Linked DNA regions of Homo sapiens: region 1 is linked to region 2. The links are chromatin contacts, found by Hi-C in ENCODE. All regions are on one chromosome and are shown on one strand. Each heading gives the region's core, a stretch centred on a gene start or an enhancer-like site at or near the end of the contact. The rest is flanking DNA. Distances are from core to core; before and after follow the strand shown. Region 1 holds the start of TPST1 (tyrosylprotein sulfotransferase 1). Region 2 holds the start of VKORC1L1 (vitamin K epoxide reductase complex subunit 1L1).

The links. A loop is a pair of places that touch in the nucleus more often than their neighbours do. Pooled maps may share reads with other maps.
Region 1: a map of CD8-positive, alpha-beta T cell shows a loop between it and region 2 (7-fold over the local background). The contact joins the promoter of TPST1 here to the promoter of VKORC1L1 in region 2. A Hi-C loop is called at or near these places in 2 of 168 maps with a recorded cell type or tissue (CD8-positive, alpha-beta T cell and naive thymus-derived CD4-positive, alpha-beta T cell), 1 of 37 single-sample maps with no recorded cell type and 9 of 50 pooled maps.

What each region holds. Positions count from the first base shown.
Region 1 is chr7:66,202,679-66,206,945 of GRCh38, reverse strand. It overlaps TPST1 (tyrosylprotein sulfotransferase 1), which reads right to left and starts at 1,612. Exons shown (of 6, transcript NM_003596.4): 1 at 1,424-1,612. RefSeq lists silencers at 1,210-1,569, 1,720-1,989.
Region 2 is chr7:65,871,605-65,875,806 of GRCh38, reverse strand. VKORC1L1 (vitamin K epoxide reductase complex subunit 1L1) reads right to left here and starts at 2,733. Exons shown (of 3, transcript NM_173517.6): 1 at 2,242-2,733. The coding sequence starts at 2,435. RefSeq lists enhancers at 1,232-1,783, 2,335-2,886 and silencers at 1,952-2,021, 2,569-2,748, 2,462-2,961, 2,982-3,041.

The DNA.
Region 1 (4,267 bases), core at 363-2,862, 330 kb before region 2:
GGAGAGGGGGAGGGAGAGGGGTGGATAATTCCTCTCTCACTCTTAGAGGACTTGTCAGAAGTTTCATTCTTAAGCATATTTGGTCTGTACAGCAGCTGATTCCAGGAAATCCAAATCCTGATTCCTCCTGGATCTTAAAAGATGAAAATTCATTGCAGCTCCCTGGACTATCCAGCTAATAGATAAACACGTACCACATTGCTTATATACTATGCCACTTTAGCTGGGAGGTAGGGGCTCTTTCTTTCCTAAAAAGAAAGTTACCCAAACACTGCAGATGGGGATGGAGAGGGGATGGGGAGTAATTACACCGCAAAGCCTGCTGACTAGCAGCCTAAGAATCCTTTACAAAGGCAATTAACATAAAACAATACATGGCACGGATAGCAGAATTGTTTCTTCTTAATGAATGCAGTAATTGACCATTTAATCGCTTTACTGGAGTTCACCAATTTCTCCTGCCATCTCCCATACCATTCTTCAGGCAGAGTCAAATCCCTGTGGACACTGGACTTCTTGCTACCATCATCTGGAAAGTACAAAACGCCTGGAAGGAGGAAGAGGCTAACATGCGTGACCACCCACCATGTGCCAGGCCTACTGTGTGCTAGACTCTGGGCAAGGGACTTTACATGTTATGGGGTGCAGCTCATGTAAGGACGAATGAAGATATTACACTATGGATCTGAGCCAGGCGCAGTGGCTCACGCCTGTAATCCCAGCACTTTGGAGGCCGAGGCAGAAGGATAGCTTGAGGTCAGGAGTTCGAAGCCAGCCTGGGCAACATAGAGACTCCATCTCTCAAAAAAAAAAAAAAAAAAAGCGATGAATCCGGCATTGCAGAGAGTGGGAAAGTGTCTGGAGGTTTAAGAGTAAGAGAAGGAAGAGGAGATTGCGATGGTGGGTGGTCAAAGTGAGGGGAGAAGAGGCGAGTTGGGAAAGGAAGGTGCTTAGGAGCAAAAGGGCAAGACCCAGGGACACCTGGAGCGGGGCGGGCGACTGCCATGCAGACAGGACTACGTACAACGGGTAGGATGATGGGGCGATGAGCTCAAGAAGCGCAGCCGGGGTAGACGTGGGGGCAAATGTCCGATCCCGGCGAGACGAGGGTCTCATCCCAGGGGACTGCGGGGCTAGGACGTGGTCCCAGGGCTGCGAGAAGGGAGAGAAAGGGCAGAGGGGAGAGGCCCCGGCGGCCGGGGCGAAGCCGAGCCCGGGAAATGCCGGCGATGGGGGAAGGGGCGTGGGAGCAGGGGCCGGACGGGCCAGACCCGGGGCTCCGCGCTCGGGGGCGGGGTTGGACAACCGGGAGGCACCGAGCAGAAGGCGACAAGGGGCCAAGGGATGCCAGGACGGGGCACAGGGCCGGGTGTGAGGAGACGAGAGGGGAGCGGAGCCGCAGCGAGCGCCGCGTCCCCCTTACCTGGGATGAGTGAGGAGCCGCCGCGCCGCCTGGACGGCATCCTGGCCTCAGCCGCTGGTCCCACCGCCTTCGGTGGGGGGCCACTCGGGAGCCCGCCCTCACCGCCAAGCGCCGGCAGCTGCCAGCCTGGACCGGCCCCGCAGAGCAGCGCCGTTCCGACCCGCAACCGAAGCCGCCTCAGCAGCGTCTCCCGCGGTCGCCAACTCAGCGACAACCGCCAGGGTCCGGGGAGGTGGCGGGATCACACATCTGCTACGATTGGCTGAGCGGACGATGTGTCGGCTGCTCTGATTCGTGAGTTCCGGCCGGCTGCCCACCGAAGGAGGCGCGGCTGGGAATGGAGCTGGGTCCGGCAGGCGCCGAGGGGCGGGGGTCTGACGTCGCAGCCGGCCAGCGCCCCCACAGCCCTTCCCGTGCGCGCTCCCGAGGGGGCTTCCCGGCAGCCGCAGGCCTGGCCGGGTGGTTGCCCTAGCAACAGCGCGCGTGGCCTGGCTGCAGGGGAGCCGCGGGCAGGTGGCGGTCCTCACCGCCCCCACCCCCAACGTGGGTGTCCCAGAGGCCTTCATCAGTGAAACCCTAGGACAGGAGAAGAAAATGAGCTTTTCCTGATAATTCCTCTCCTCTGCTTCAGAGCCCACCTTTGCCCGCTGCTGGCAGAGAAGCTGTCATCTCCTCGGGGAGATAACGCGCAAATGCAAATAACGAACTCAAACACTATTTCATCCCCACGAGAGTGTAGACGTGCAATAGTCCCTCCCAACCACAGAGGTGGGGGGCTGACGCCCTAAAAGAAAGAAATGAAAACTAGGGAGAAAAAGGCAAAGAAGCAAAAGAAAGGTGGGGAAAGGGCAGATATTTCACAAAATGATCCATTCATTTTACAGTTTCTTCCTACAGACACATCTACACCAGGTTCTGTCAAAGCAATTATTTCTACTCCAGTGACATGGATTAGAGAAGGCATGAGTGCAGAATCTAACAGCTGTATTCAAAATTGCTCTCTGCTAGGCCAGGTGGGGTGGCTCATGCCTCTAATCACAGCACTTTGGGAAGCCAAAGCTGGTGAATCACCTGAGGTCAGGAGTTCGAGACCAGCCTGGCCAACATAGTGAAACCCCGTCCCTGCTAAAAATACAAAAATTAGCCGGGCATGGTGGCGGACGCCTGTCGTCCCAGCTACTGGGGAGGCTGTGGCAGGAGAATTGCTTGAACCCGGGAAGGTAACTACCTTCCTTTGCACACAGTATAATATTTTCAAAGTTCATCCATGTTGTAGCATGTATCGGCACTTCATTCCTTGTTACGGCCGAATAATAGTCCATTATACAGACATCACCTTTTTTTTTTTTGAAGAGTCTCACTCTGTCTCCCAGGCTGGAGTGGAGTTATGTGATCTTGGCTCACTGCAACCTCCACCTCCTGGGCTCAAGTGATTCTCATGCCTCCGCCTCCAAAGTAGCTAGAATTACATGCATGTGCCACCATGCCTGGCTAATTTTTATATTTTTAGTAGAGACGGGGTTTCATCAAGTTGCCCAGGCTGATCTTGAACTCCTGGCCTCAAGTGATCTGCCTGCCTTGGCCTCCCAAAGTGCTGGGATTACAGGCATGGGCCACCGTGCCTGGCTGGACATCATCTTTTATTTATCCATTAATCCATTGATGGACATCTGTTTCTACTTTTTTGGCTATTATACATGATGCTGCTATGAACATTTGTGTAGAAGTTTTTGTGTGTGGCCGGGTGCAGTGGCTCACGCCTGTAATCCCAGCAGTTTGAGAGGCCGAGGTGGGCGGATCACAAGGTCAGGAGATCGAGACCATCCTGGTTAACACGGTGAAACCCCGTCTCTACTAAAAATACAAAAATTTAGCCAGGCATGGTGGCTGGCGCCTGTAGTCCCAGCTACTCGGGAGGCAGAGGCAGGAGAATGGCGTGAACCCGGGAGGTGGAGGTTGCAGTGAGCCAAGATTGTGCCACTGCACTCCAGCCTGGGCAACAGAGTGAGACTCCGTCTCAAAAAAAAAAAAAAAAAGAAGTTTTTGTGTGGACCTCATTTGATCTTTACAGCAACTGTCTAAGGTACATATGATATCTCCTTCTACAGATAATCAGCTGACTGGGTGTGGTGGCTCACGCCTGTAATCCCAGCAGTTTGGGAAACCCAGGCAGGAGGGTCCCGTGAGCCCAGGAGTTCTAGGCTGCAGTGAGCCATGATGGCACCACTGCACTCCAGCCTGGGTGACAGACTGAGACCTTGCCTCTCACCCAAAAAAAAAAATAATAATTATATATATGTGTGTGTGTGTGTGTGTTTGTGTGTATATGTGTGTGTGTGTATATATGTGTGTGGGTGTATACACACACACACACAGAGATAGATAAGAAAACTGACTATAAGATGGTAGACAGCAATTTTGTTGTTTGTTTGTTTTTGTTTTGAGATGGAGTTTCGCTCTTGTTGCCCAGGCTGGAGTGCAATGGTATGTATGACCTTGGCTCACTACAACCTCCGCCTCCCGAGTTCAAGTGATTCTTCAGCCTCAGCCTCCCCAGTAGCTGGGATTACAGGCGCCTGCCACCATGCCCAGCTAATTTTTTTGTAGTTTTATTAGAGACAGGGTTTTGCCATGTTGGCCGGGCTGGTCTCAAACTCCTGACCTCAGATGATCTGCCCGGCTCCACCTTCCAAAGTGACGGGATTACAGGTGTGAGCCACCGCGCCCACCTTTTGTTTTGTTTTTAGAGACAGGGTCTCACTATGTTGCCCAAGCTAGTCTCGAACTTCTGACCTCAAGCGATCCTCTAACCAGTCTTTTAATGTTAAGCAAGGGCCAAGTTAC
Region 2 (4,202 bases), core at 1,484-3,983:
ATTTGAGTACTACTGCTACATGGCAATCACCACTCAAAAAAAACTAACTTGAGGTGTCCAATAATCAGCTTTCATTTAAAGTCTGTTTCAGGCTAGGCGCGGTGGCTCACGTCTGTAATCCCAGCACTTTGGGAGGCCGAGGAGGGCGGATCACGAGGTCAGGAGATCGAGACCATCCTGGCTAACATGGTGAAACCCCGTCTCTACCAAAAATACAAAAAATTAGCAGGGCGTTGTGGCGGGCGCCTGTAGTCCCAGCTACTCAGGAGGCTGAGGCAGGAGAATGGAGTGAACCCGGGAGGTGGAGGTTGCAGTGAGTCGAGATCGCACCACTGCACTCCAGCCTGTGTGACAGAGCAAGACTCCGTCTCAGAAAAAAAAAGAAAAGTGTCTTTCAGCTTGACAAAATAAAAACTTTCAATGATGTTTTGTCTACACACTTCCAAAAGAAAATGAGTCTATATATGTACATATATGTGATTATATATGTATATATACATATGTGATTTTGATCAGCCTGCATATAAACTACCTGCAAAACAAGTTGATTTGTAAATTCATTTATTAAATGGGTAGTTTATAAGCTACTTGATTTTTGCAAGTAGTTTATAAACAGGCTGATCAAATTGAACAAATTTCTTAATTTCACTGTATACATGGCAAATAAGTTATCTACTCTTCTTATTAGCAAATCTTATTTTTACCTACCCTCCTTTGGCAAGCATCTAAGTTAAACTATTTTATGTCCACAGCTACACAATGAAACATCACTTTCAGTCACAACATATTAAATTCACATTTAAAACTATAAAGAGATCCAGTTACCTTTAGTCTTACATGTACTTATACATACTTTTAATATACTACTTGATGTTTTATGCACAAACATGCAGCTCTTGCAGGATATAACTATGAGAATATTTAGAGTGTATGCTAAATACACTTTTTTAAAGACAAGTCAATTTTTAAAAATTATTTATTTATATTTTATTTATTTATTTGAGATGGAGTCTCATTCTGTTGCCCAGGCTGGGGTGCAATGGTGTGGTCTTGGCTCACTGCAACCTCTGCCTCCCAGGTTCAAGCAATTCTCCTGCCTCAGCCTCCCGAGTAGCTGGGACTATAGGCACATGCCACCACACCCAGCTAATTTTTGTATTTTTGGTAGAGACGGGGTTTCACCATGTTGGCCAGGCTGGTCTTGAACTCCTGACCTCATGATCCACCCGCCTCGGCCTCCCAAAGTGCTGGGATTACAGGCGTGAGCCACTGTGCCCGGCCAAGAAAAGTCAATTTTAAGCACTTAAGCAGGCCAGGCGCGGTGGCTCATGCTTGATTCCCAGCACTTTGGAAGGCAGAGGTGGGTGGATTACCTGAGGTCAGGAGTTCGAGACCAGCCTGACCAATATGCTGGTCTCGAATATGCTAATAGGCAACAACGTTTAAAAGTCATTCCAATGCCTAAAACACCACCATATACATAACATACTTGTCCTTTACTCCAATGAAGCTTAAACTAGACCCAAACTCAGACCATTTCCTTCTCCTGGCACACTGAAACATACGAGAGGGAATCCAAGAAATCAGATATGTTAAGTGCGGGTATCTTCTTCCACAGTAGGGTCAAATTCGTGTTTGCCAGCAAATGTCACCGTCCCAGTTAAGTCTGCAAATTCTCACTAGCGCTGGAGTACAAAGAGGCCTGACCACGGAAACACCTGTCCTAGCACCAGGAAGACAGTGGGAAAGGCAACCCCCCTGTCTCCGCGCCGGCCCCAAAGCCTCGGCTGCAGCGATCGGGGGGACAAGAGGTTGCCGCTGGTCTCAAGGGTGCGGTGGACAAGGTCCCACACCCCCGGCCCGCCTCCCGAGAACCAGGAAACCTGTCAAGCCAGCCTGGACCCACCCTCCGCAGCCCCCTCGCGCTCCTGCACAGCCGGGCCCCAGCCCGCCCGACCGCTCCGCGTCCGCCCCGGCCTCCCGGCTGCACTCTGCCACCTCATCCCTCCCCGGCTGCCTCGCGGCCCCGCCACCTCCGCCCCGCGGCCTGGGCTCAGGCCGCCCCCCGGGCAGGAGCGCCCCGCCGCCGCCCCCCGCCTGGCCCCGACCCGACCCCGTCAGTTCCCCAGCGGCCCGGTCCCCGCCGCCCCCAGGCCTGAGCTCCCGCCGCGCGCTCCCCACCCCGAGACTCCACCCTCGCCCCGCTCGGCCGCTCCTGGCCCACTCCCCCAAGCCGGCTACCTGGAGGCAAGGGCGGCGGAGCACTTCACCCAGGGCCCCAGGTCGCAGAGGGCCCGGTGCTCGGGGTCCCGCTCCTTCTCCCGCTCCACGTGGTAGGCGTAGATGGAGAGCAGGATTCCGGCAGCGCACACTGCATACCGGGCCACCCGCTCCCACCGCGGCACCGACACTCTTAGCAGGACGGGAGCCGCCATCTTCCCGCCGCCGCCGCCGCCGCCTCCCTCCGCCTCCACCTCAGCCGCCGCCGCCCGTCGGGGCCCGACCCAGCCGCCACCGCCGCCACCGCCGCCTCCGCCGCCGCCGCCACCACCGCCGCCGCCGCCGCCGCGCCCCATTGGCTCGGTGGCCTGCTCCGGGCCCCGCCCCCACAGGCGCGCGGCCCAACCGCCCCAAAAGGAGTGAGGCGGACGGGGCGGGGAAGGCGCGCGCGGGCGCGGAGGGAGGGGGTGGAGTGCGCAACGGCCGAAGAGGCCGGATCGGCGGGCGGAGACTGAGGCGGCGTGGCGCTGCGCCGCGCGGCCGGTCGCGCGCGAGGGGTGGAGCCCGGGGGAGAAAGGGGTGGGGCAGGGGTGGGGATGGGCGGGGCAGGGGTGGGGAGGGGCGGAGCCAGAGAGGGGCGGGGCCGAGCGGGCCAGTGCGGGAGGGACTTAAAGGAGCGGTCTAACTAGCACATTGCAAGGATGCCACTGTGGGTGACTGGGCGAACCCTCGGCCCCTCCCTCTGGGGATGGCAATCAATTGCCATCCTTTTTCCCTTTTTCGTTGTATATTTCTGACCCAATCCAAATCAACCCTGGCCAATGCTTGGAGCTCCAGAGACCCACACCTATGACCTGATCTTCCCACCACCACCTTCGGTTAGACCTGTGCAAAACTTTTTTTTTAATGTGCAAAACTATGTTTTAAATTTAAAAACTATTTTTAAAAAATGATTTATGGACCGGGTACAGTGGCTTACACCCGTAATCCCAACACTTTGGGAGGCCGAGGCAGGTGGATCACTTGAGGTCAGGAGTTCGAGACCAGCCTGGCCTACATGGCGTAACCGCGTCTCTACTAAAAATACAAAAAACAAACAAAAACAAATTAGCCCGGTGTCGTGGTGGGCGCCTGTAATCCCAGCTACTCGGGAGACTGAGGCATGAGAATTGCCGGAACCCGGGAGGTGGAGGTTGCAGTGAGCCAAGATCGTGCCACTGCACTCCAGCCTGGGCGATAGAGTAAGAGTCTCAAAAAAAAAAAGAGAGATTTACGAATGCCTTGCTTTTCCGTAAGCTGAATTTGAAGTTGCTTACCATAACTCATATAATATAGAAAAATAAAGATGAGCTAATACAATCAGGACGAAGAAAAAGAAAAGTCAGAATAAAATGAAAGGCCAGGAATAAGAACACAGATAAGCAGGCCATAGGGGCTTACATAGTTATTAAAATTGCATCATAAATTTGGCTCTGAGCTTCCTGGTGGCCAAAACTAAAAGGAAAACAGATGTATGTGCTTTTTCTCACTGTCTTTAAGAAGAAACACAGGGTTCTTGGAGATTTTCAGTGTTTCCCTGGTTGCAGCTTTCAATTTTTCAGGGGCTTTATATAGTGATTTTGAATAATAAGCAATATCCTTGTATTCGTTATCTATTGTTGGGTAAAAATCACCCCAAATTTAGCAGTTAATAAACAATAAACTTTTTTTTCCCTCACAGTTTCCACGGGCTAGGAATCTGGGTGAGGTTAGCTGTGTCCTCTGGCTCAGGCTCTCATGAGGATACAATCAAGCTGTCAGCCAGGGCTGCAGCTCTCTCAAGGCTTCAGAATCCTCTTTCAAACTCACTTCCACTGCTGCTGGCAGGCCTGAGGTCCTCTCTGGCTGTTGGCTGGAGACATCATTTCCTGTCCACTTGCACCTCTTGGTAAGAAGCGGCAGGCTTACCCCAGGGAGAGGGAGGAGAAAGAGGAAGAGACAGA